Linked DNA regions of Homo sapiens: region 1 is linked to region 2. The links are chromatin contacts, found by Hi-C or POLR2A ChIA-PET in ENCODE. All regions are on one chromosome and are shown on one strand. The core of a region is the stretch at or near the end of the contact, and the rest is flanking DNA. Distances in the headings are between cores, read along the strand shown.

What was found. Hi-C counts contacts between places; a loop is a spot of excess contacts on that map. ChIA-PET counts read pairs that join two places held with the same protein, here RNA polymerase II (POLR2A). Pooled maps may share reads with other maps.
Region 1: a pooled map shows a loop between it and region 2 (3-fold over the local background). The contact joins the enhancer-like site here to the promoter of RPL13A in region 2. A Hi-C loop is called at or near these places in 1 of 50 pooled maps. POLR2A ChIA-PET finds 5 or more read pairs at or near these places in 5 of 52 experiments (HEK293, K562, MCF 10A and 2 more).

Annotation. Positions count from the first base shown.
Region 1 is chr19:49,611,896-49,616,649 of GRCh38, reverse strand. PRR12 (proline rich 12) reads right to left here. Exons shown (of 14, transcript NM_020719.3): 7 at 2,001-2,117; 8 at 1,641-1,774; 9 at 431-903. Among named protein-coding and RNA genes, the nearest start is that of PRR12, 23 kb to the right of the region's middle. Within about 2 kb of position 2,430, at least 10 of the 41 ENCODE cell types and tissues checked have a DNase peak (open chromatin) inside an H3K27ac peak, as active enhancers do.
Region 2 is chr19:49,485,415-49,490,281 of GRCh38, reverse strand. It overlaps RPL13A (ribosomal protein L13a), which reads right to left and starts at 2,674. Exons shown (of 8, transcript NM_012423.4): 1 at 2,638-2,674; 2 at 360-432; 3 at 1-50. The coding sequence starts at 2,652. FLT3LG (fms related receptor tyrosine kinase 3 ligand) reads right to left here. Exons shown (of 9, transcript NM_001459.4): 9 at 4,051-4,267. SNORD32A (small nucleolar RNA, C/D box 32A) reads right to left here and starts at 316; the gene lies at 235-316. RefSeq lists enhancers at 2,094-2,698, 2,607-2,726, 2,787-3,286.

The DNA of each region.
Region 1 (4,754 bases), core at 1,181-3,680, 130 kb before region 2:
CCATCACAGAGCCTCCAGGACAGCTGCCTAGTCCCACATCTTCCTCAGCCCTCAAATCTTGCCTATTATGAGGCAGAACGCAGCACTGAAGAACAGAGTCCGAGGCACCCTGGGCTCAGTTGCAACTCTGCTGGGCACCCAACACAGACTGTGCTGCCCTCTCTTGGAGCCTCAGCTTCCTCATCTGTAGATGAGGATAACAGTATCTACCTACTAGGATGGGTGAAAATTACACAAGTTAACATCCATCAGCTTCTCAGGAGGCAGCCTGTCGTGTAGTGAGATGCCCCGTGACTGTGAGCTACTGCCATTATCTGTAACATACTGGTTCTTACTGTCCTGCCAAGGCTACCTGGAGCCCTCTGGACAGCCCTCACCTGTGTCCCTTCCCCACCCACCCCTGCAGCCCTGAGGCTGCCTAGGGCCTCACCGTCCTCGCTGGGGGCTCCAGGGGAGGACTCCGAGTCCGAGGAGCTGCCTGGTGGGCCCCCGCCTGCTGTAGCGTTGCCGCCTGCCTCCTTCAGCCATTTCTTCCTCTTCTTAGGGGGCGGTTCAGCCTTCACCTTGGTAGGCCGGGCTTTGGGCAGCCGGGATGTGGCAGGTTGTCCCGTGGCGAGACTCCGCTCTGGCCGTGTCTGCCGTCCGCTGGTGGCCCGCTCACCCCGCAATGGCCGCTCTCCACGTGTCACCTTCTCCTTCTCCTTTTCCTTCTCAACAGGCCGCAGGAGGGAGGGCTTCTCGGGGGCAGGGGGCTCAGGCATGGCCGTCTCAGGAGTCTGCTCTGGGGGCTTCTCAGATGTCGTCTTTTCAGGGGTCTCAGGCTTGGGAGGTGGTGCTGGGGCCTTAGGGGGAGGTGCAGAGCTACCCCCAGCAGATACGGGGTTCTTGGCCTGCCCAGAGCGTCTAGAAGGGAACAGAGAAGGGACTGTAGTCAGCAGCCCCCAATAATCCAAATTCTCCTCAGGGTCCCTGCTCAGTGCCCTAGGCACAGGAATAGCTTCTCTCATACTGTCCCCTCCTCTCTCTGGTCTCTGTTCCCCTCCCTCTCTGGGACTCTGACCCCCTCCCTCTCTGGGACTCTGACCCCCTCCCTCTCTGGGACTCTGACCCCCTCCCTCTCTGGGTCTCTGACCCCCTCCCTCTCTGGGTCTCTGACCCCCTCCCTCTCTGGGTCTCTATTCCCCTCCCTCTCTGGGTCTCTATCCCCCTCTTTCTGGGTCTCTGTCCACCCCAGGTCTCTGTAGCCTTCTGTGAGTCTCTGTCCCCTCCCGTCTCTGGGTCTCTGTCTCCCTGTCTCTGGATCTTTGTCCTCCCCCATCTCTGTCCCTCTTTTTCTCTGGGTCTCTGTCTCCTTCTGAGTCTCCGTCTCCCTCATGCGTCTGGTTCTCTGTTCTCCCATCTCTGGGTCTCTGTCCCCCCACCTCTGGGTCTCTGTTCCCCTCCTGTCTCTGGGTCTCTATCCCCCCTTCTCTGGGTCTCTGTCCCTATTTCTCTCCGGGTCTCTGTCCCCCTCTCTCTCTGGGCTCTGTCTCCTCTCTCTGTCCCCACCCCCCACTCTCCAGCCTTCTCTCTTGCATGCCGCATCCCCATGCCTGTCGGCGCTACATACTACCTGCCCCTGTGTCCCCCATGGTTGGTACCTGACTGGCACTGGGGGCCGATGCCAGGGTTTCCGAGCACAGACCCTCACGTAGTCCTTCTTATTGACATTTTCCAGGAACTTTACATAGAGGCGCTGGTACCGATTTTTTGCATCCCCAAAATACCCCAAATACTATGGGGAGAAAGAGGCACATGAGGAAATTCTTCACACTGCCCAGCCAGATGGCCAACACCCCCGTGCCCTGGGCCACCATGGCAGCTGCTTGGAGCCTGCCGGCAGCAGGGGGCCCCCTTCCAGATACACTGTGGAGTGAGTCACAGCCACACTAAGGGGAACCCCAGCTCCTAGATACCACGCCCCGGGGCCCCCAAGTCCTTGGTCCCCTTTGCAGGCTTACATTACTGGTGGCACAAAACTGCCTCTGGCCGTCCTTGATCTCCGGAGTGAATTTCTGCAGAAGGGCCTTCTGGACTCGCCAGATGGGTGGGGGTTCACGCCCCGTCTGCAACGCCAGCTGAGGAGGAGGGGTGTGGTGAGGCCAGCAGGGTCAGCCCTCATTCCTAGACCTACTGCCCCTACGCCCTGGCCCACTGGCTTCCCTCACCATCCCCTTAGAGAAAAGGCAGACACGTCAACAACAAATATCTTCTACCCCCATGATGTGTTCAGCTCTGTGTACAGCTTGAACTTGACCCTGTCGCCTCCTGCCCACCCAGTACCCTGGATTGGGCTGCTCGTTCTCAGGCTGTAGAGTTTGAGTCACTATTGCTTTACGGGGTGAAAGCCCAAAACTTCCTGTGTGACTCAGAGTAATGACAATCTTTGAACACCGCCTGCTATTTACTGTGCTGGACAGGAGAGTACGGTTGTGAGCAAGACGTCCTGTTGTGGTCTGACTGTCCCCCCACATAATTCTCTTTTTACTTTTTCTTTTTTTGAGACGGAGTTTTGCTCTTGTTGCCCAGGTTGGAGTGCAGTGGCGCAATCTCAGCTCACTGCGACCTCCGCCTCCCGGGTTCAAGCCGATTCTTCTGCCTCAGCCTCCTGAGACACTGGAATTACAGGCATGCGCCACCACACCCGACTAATTTTGTATTTTTAGTAGAGACGGGGTTTCTCCATGTTGGTCGGGCTGGTCTTGAACTCCCGACCTCAGGTGATCCACCCGGCTCGGCCTCCCAAAGTGCTAGGATTAGAGGCGTGATCCACCAAGCCCAGCCAAATCTCTGTTGCTTATAAGCCACCCAGTCTATGGTATTCTGGTATAGCAACCTGAGGAGTCTAAGACACTGAAAAAGCCTTCTCAGGTAATAACAGAGGTAATGAGACAGACAAGCAAATAAACAAAACAGGGTGAGTTTGTGGCCTGTGCCAAGAACAGGCAGGTGAGGTTACCTGAGACCATTTCACCAGCATGTCCACAGCAGGGAAGACAGAGCAACAGGAAGGCTCCCTATCTCTGCTCCCCCTGCCCCACAAACACCTGAACACCAACCACCACCACCCTGCAGTTTGTGTGTGCCCCAGCTGGGCGATGGCAACTGATGGACGTGAGTCACACTGAGCATGTGACCTTGAGGACTAAAAGGGCAGCAGAGGCGCGAAATATGGACACAAGAAATAATAGTACAAGTCATAAATGTCCTAATGCCAATTCCCTGGACACTACAGAAGCCTAGAGGAGGGGCCTCAGATTTTTTTTTTTTTTTTTTTTTTGAGATGGAGCCTCAGTCAGCCAGGCTAGAGTGCAGGGGCGCAATCTCGGCTCACTGCAACCTGCGCCTCCTGGGTTCAAATGACTCTCCTGCCTCAGCCTCCTTAGTAGCTGGGATTATAGGCACCTACGATACCAGGCTAATTTTTGTATTTTTAGTAGAGAAGGGGTTTTTGCCATGTTGGCCGGGCTGGTCTTGAACTCCTGACCTCAGGTGATCCACCTGCCTCGGCCTCCCAAAGTGCTGGGATTATAGGCATGAGCCACCGCGCTTGTCCTCAAATTTAAACTGAATCCAAGAATGCTTCCTGGAATAGGTGACGGATGCCAAAAAGAGTCCCTGGAAGGAACATGTCTTTAAAAGGGGGGCCAGGCTGAGTGCAGTGGCTCACACCTTTAATCCCAACATTTTGGGAGGCCGAGGTGGGATCACTTGAGGTCGGGAGTTTGAGACCAGCCCAGCCTACATGGTGAAACCCCACCTCTACTAAAATACAAAAATTAGCCAGGTGTGGTAGTGCGTGCCTGTACTCCCAGCTACTTGGGAGGCTAAGGAAGGAGAATCACTTGAACCCGGGAGGTGGAGGTTGCAGTGAGCTGAGATCACAGCACTGCACTCTGGCCTGGGCAACAGAGCAAGACCCTGTCTCAAAAAGAAAAAGCAGCAGCTTGAGGAAGCCATTGGAGCATCTTGTCAGCCCAAGGAGACCACCCCTACCTCTGCCCCCTCCCACTCCCGGTGTTGGTGACCTCTCAGGAAGCTGTTGACACTGTAGCTGGGATCAGACCCTCTGGCTAGCACATTCTCACTGGGCTTGGTACCTTCCATCAAACCACTTTTCCTCCCAGCATCCCCACCCCACACCCAGTCATCAGGCCTCACCCTGACTTCAGCCTTGCCCGTTCCCCAAACAGGGCCAGTCAATCCCCAAGCCCCACCCATCCTGCCTCTCATCATGTCACTCATATCACTGACCATGCCAACTGCCGATTACTAGAAAAGTGGCCTGGCCCACAGCCTCCTACTCAATGGTTCCATACCCACAGCTGATTGGAGACTTGACCTGGGGAGCTCACTAGCAAGCTTTTTTTTTTTTTTTTTTTGAGACAGAGTCTTGCTCTGTCGCCAGGCTGGAGTGCAGTGGCGCAATCTCGGCTCACTGCAACCTCCATCTCCTGAGTTCAAGTGATTTCCTGCCTCAGCCTCCCGAATAGCTGGGACTAGAGGCACATGCCACCACGCTCAGCTAATTTTTGTATTTTTAGTGGAGACGGGGTTTCACCATGTTGGCCAGGATGGTCTCGATCTCTTGACCTCATGATCCGCCCGCCTGGGCCTCCCAAAGTGCTGGGATTACAGGGGTGAGCCACTGTGCCCGGCCTGTTTTTTTTTTTTTTTTTTTTTTTTTTGAGACGGAGTCTCGCTCTGTCGCCCAG
Region 2 (4,867 bases), core at 1,425-3,924:
ATTGCCAGAAATGTTGATGCCTTCACAGCGTACGACCACCACCTTCCGGCCTAGAGGGAGGGAAAGGCTTAGCAGGGCCGAGCCGCCTGAGGGTCCCACCACTGCCTATGCAGTCACCCTCCAGACACAGCGCAGTACTTGCCAGAGCTAAGTTCCTGTTTAAATGAAAAACTAGCCTAATACATAATTACTTCTTGAGCCTGGAGTCCCCAACCCTGGGGAAGAGTGGCTGGCAGGTCTCAGAGCGGTGCATGGGGTTGATCTCATGGCCGTGAGACTCAAACGAAAGATGGTGAATGTTGCTCATCACTGACCTCCAGCGGGGGCCCATGACAGAGGGGCCACGAGCAGCGACTTACCCAGCAGTACCTGTTTAGCCACGATGGCCGCCAGGCGGCCCAGGAGATGGCCTCGACCATCAAGCACCAGGACCTGTGGGAGACAAGGGCAAAAGGACTCAGAGACAAGGACAGCCTTTGATTGTCCTCACAAGCAAGCATTCCCTTCTTTTGTCCTACCGTGCCAACAGCGTGCCTTGCACCCAGCCATCAGAGCTGGGAACTATGCACGGAGCCCCGTTCTACAGATGAGGAACAGGGACTGAGAAAGCAAGGCTGCCTCAGGATCAGTGAGTGAGCAGTTTAAGAGGCCCAAACTCCCCTCATATCTGAGTTCTTCTATGAGTATTTTATGCTCAGATTGTATTTTGCAAAGCAATTGGATTTGAACGAAGACCAGCAAGGCTCTGCCCACTGACTACCCAGTTACAAGACCTTGTAACTAATAAACTGTAGGATTTGGTTTTGAGACAGGGTCTCGCTGTTGCACAGGCTGTCCTGTGATCCTGTGACCTCCCAGGATCAAGCTATCCTCCCACCTCAGCCTCATGAGTAGCTGGGACTACAGGCGCGCACCACCACACGCAGCTAATTTTTGTACTTTTTTTTTTGTTGAGTCAGGGTTTTGCCATGTTGCCTAGGCTGCTCTTGTACTCCTCGCTTCAAGTGAACCGTGTGCCTCGGCCTTCCAAAATGCTCGGATTACAGGCTTGAGCCACTGTGGCCAATCAATTGTAGGATGTTAACACAATCTAATTCTCTTCTAATGTATAGGATGTTTCTACCACAAATTTAATTTGGAAGAAAACCGAATTTCAGGTGGGATGAGATTAGGCAGAGTAGTCAAAAGCCCATGCTAGCTCTGCTATAGAGCACTCTGCTTTCCCCGGTAAACTGCTCAGGCACCGAACCTCAGCTTCCTCCGGAGTAGAAATCCTGGCCGGGCACAGGGGCTCACGCCTGTAATCCCAGCACTTTGAGAGGCCTAGGTGGGCAGATCAGTTGAGGTCAGGAGTTCGAGACCATCCTGGCCAATATGGTGAAACCCTGTCTCTACTAAAAACACAAAAATTAGCCAAGCGTCGTGGCAGGCACCTGCAGTCCCAGGTACTCGGGAAGCTGAGGCAGGAGAATCACTTGAACTTGGGAAGCAGAGGTTGCAATGAGCCAAGATCGCACCATTGCACTCCAGCCTGGGTGTCACAGCGAGACTCCGTCTCAGAAAAAACACTAAAAGTAGAAATCCTCATTGTTTTAATGCAAAAGCATGAAGCACACACTGGTTGTTACACATGCTTTGTAAGCGTTGGTACAAAGACTCTAAAATCCAGACAGACTTCCTGAAGTCGTGACCTTGGCCCAAAATCACCAATTCCAATTTAATTTCCTCCTCTGTAAAACAAGGATACCAGTAACTGCCTCAGGAATATGGTTAACTGAACTACGCAAAACATTGCGAACTGTGCTAGGCACAAAGACACATGCTTGGTGAACACAACTTGCCTAGATCGGCCTGGCTCTGAAATGTCACCCGCCCCAACAACAGACTACTCACAAAGAAACCTTTCCAGGGCCAATCCCTCCTTTATACTTAAGTAGCTACACCAGGAGCCAGGGAAAGGGCCCCCAGGTGTCAGGCCCAAAAGATGTCCCATCCTTGTGGAACCATTCATCACAGCTCTCGACTTCCAGTAACACGCCTCAGGACAATCGCCAATCCCCAAAACGACGGAAAACGAGTTCATTCCAGAGTGCCCCGCAGCCAACAGCTCTCGACCCCCCGCAGAAAGGCATTGAGAATTAAAAGAACCGGAGCTGCAGGGGACCCCGATTAACACCTCCACGTGAAATCAAAGTAGCCCGCGCACTGAGCGGGATAAAAATACCTTCCATTTTGGCCAAAACTCAGTTTCTCATTGCCCCGAGACCGCCCGGCCACACTTCCGCGTGTTCCTCATCGCTGAGGACACACAAGGGTCCAATTCGGCCAAGACTCTACCCCAGGGCCCCCACCCACTACCCGAGTTCAAGGTAAGCAAAATCTAGTTGCAAAATACCTGTCCTGTGCTGGAAGCTCTATCACCCTCGCCTCGAGAAGGAAATGCCACATTGTAGCCAACCCTAGGCCTAAAGAGAGCCGCGGCATTTCCTACAGATTCCCCTTATCCCAAAAGACTTCCATTTTGCTTCATTATGGATGTTAAGCTCCGCAAAACATGCAAGACAGAGAGGGTGCGACCCCATTCCGGCCTGGATCCCACCCGGCCCCTTGCCGCCCCGGCCCGCGCGGAGCCCATACCTGCACCTCCGCCATCTTCGGCAGCCGCTTGGAAAAGGAGGAGGTTTTGTCGCAGGGTTTCTTATCCCTTGAAACAGGGGCGGCAGAAGTGACGCAACGCGGTTGCGCGGACGGCTTCCTGTGTTTTCATTGGTCGAAGCGTTCTGCGCGTGCGCAGAGATTCCCCAGGGAAGGCGGGCCCTCTTCCGAATGTCCAATCCGGACATTCTTCCGGTTGGACCTCCGCGGTCAGCGCTGTGCCCGGCGAGAGATCACGTGGGGCGCGGAGGCGGTGCTGCTGGGGCACGGCCGTCCAGCCTCGGCGGCCATATTTTTGAGGGGCTGTTCATCTCGTTCACACGCTCTGTCCGCCATGTTTGTGAGTGGAAGCGCCATTACCCCTTCAAGCGACTGAAGGCTGCAGGGCCTCTGGTGGCCCGCATGGGGAGACCAGACCCGCCAGGCCCGCCTTTCCGCACTCAGTCCGGGCTTACTTTATTTTGTGAGACAGGGTCTCGCTGTGTTGTCCACACCAGAGTGCTGTGGGGCGATCATGGCTCACCGCAGCCTCCACTTCCTGGGCTCAAGGGATCCTCCTGCCTCAGCCTCTCGAGTAACTTGGACTACAGGGGCGCGCCACCATGCCTGGCTAATATATATATATATATATATTTTGTTGTGGCCCGGGAACGGGGGGAGTCTGACATGTTGGCCAGGCTGATCTCGAACTCCTGGGCTCAAGCGATCCTCCCGTTTCGGCCTCCCAAAGTGCTGGGATTACCGGCGTGAGCCCCGGAGCCTTGCCCATTCTAGGCTTAGAGATTTGGATTCCTGTGTCTGGTCGACTTCACTGTGACCTGGAGAAACCCTTGGCCTTATCTGGGCCTCAGTTTATCCATCTGTAAAACAGATGGAGGTGGTCTTCCCCAGGGGCTCTAAGAGTGGATCAAGGAATGGCTTCTAGTTGCCTGGCTGCACCAATCCACTGAGCGTTCCTCAGAGGAACTTCTCACTTTCTGGACTGTCGGCCTTTGCTTCAGCTGGGTCCCTTGCCCAGGATGCCCTCCCCACCCCCTCCAAATCTGGCTTGTCACCATCGCAATGCCATTTGGCTCTGGAAAGCCTCTCTGCTCTCCCTGCCTGGGTGAGTTGCCCCTCACACTGCCTCTGTTTTATCTCCATAGTAGCCTATGGCATCCTGCACCCAGGCTCGCTGAATCCCTTGTCTTCTCGTCCATAGCCAAGGAGACCTGGGGCACCTGGGCTGGTTCTGACTCAAATCCAGGCTCTGACATTGCCCAGCGCCGGCCCGGGGCTCCAGGGGACCTCAGAAAACACGTATTGAATGAAACATTGCATTGCAATTCAAAAACCAAGATTCTGAAATCAAAACTACCCCATTCACACCCATCCATAGACAGACCTGGCCAGAGCTGGTAGAAAAGGATGATTTATATACAATTTCATGGGGACAAGGGCTTTGTACAGAGTTGGGTAAATGGGGCCGGTGCTGGATTCTGGCGTTGCCTCCATTCTGGGGAGGGAATGAGAGGGGCCCAAGGAAGGGACCGGCCTCTAGCCAACTTCCTCTGTGTCCAGGCTATGCATCCTCTGGCTGGTGACTCCCCTCTGTGTGCCTCAGTATCCTCCCCTGTAAAATGGGATGATAGATGTCTGTCTCACTGCGTTGTTTAAGGCTCCGCTGAGAGAGGAGAGGGAAAGTAGCTTAGCTTGGGGCGGGCCACAGATTTATGCCCAAAACAACTCCATTCCCAGCAAGCGCTTACTATGTGCTAGGGCATTGCTGTCCAAGAGAACGTGGCCATGATAGAAATGTTCCCTATATTTCCCCGGGCGCGGTGGCTCATGCCTATAATCCCAGCAGTTTGGGAGGCTGAGGCTGGTGGATCACCTTAGGTTGGGAGTTTGAGACCAGCCTGACCAACAGGGAGAAACCCCATCTCTACTAAAAATACAAAATTAGGGCCAGGCACAGTGGCTCACGCCTGTAATTCCAGCACTTTAGGAGGTCGAGGCGGGCGGATCACCTGAGGTTGGGAGTTTGAGACCAGCCTAGCTAACATGGAGAAACCGTTTCTACTAAAACTACAAAATTAGCTGAGGCAGGAGAATTGCTTGAACCCGGGAGGCGGAGGTTGCAGTGAGTCGAGATTGCACCATTGCACTCCAGCCTTGGCAATAAAAGCAAAAGTCTGTCTCAAAAGAAAAAAACAAAAACAAAAACAAAATT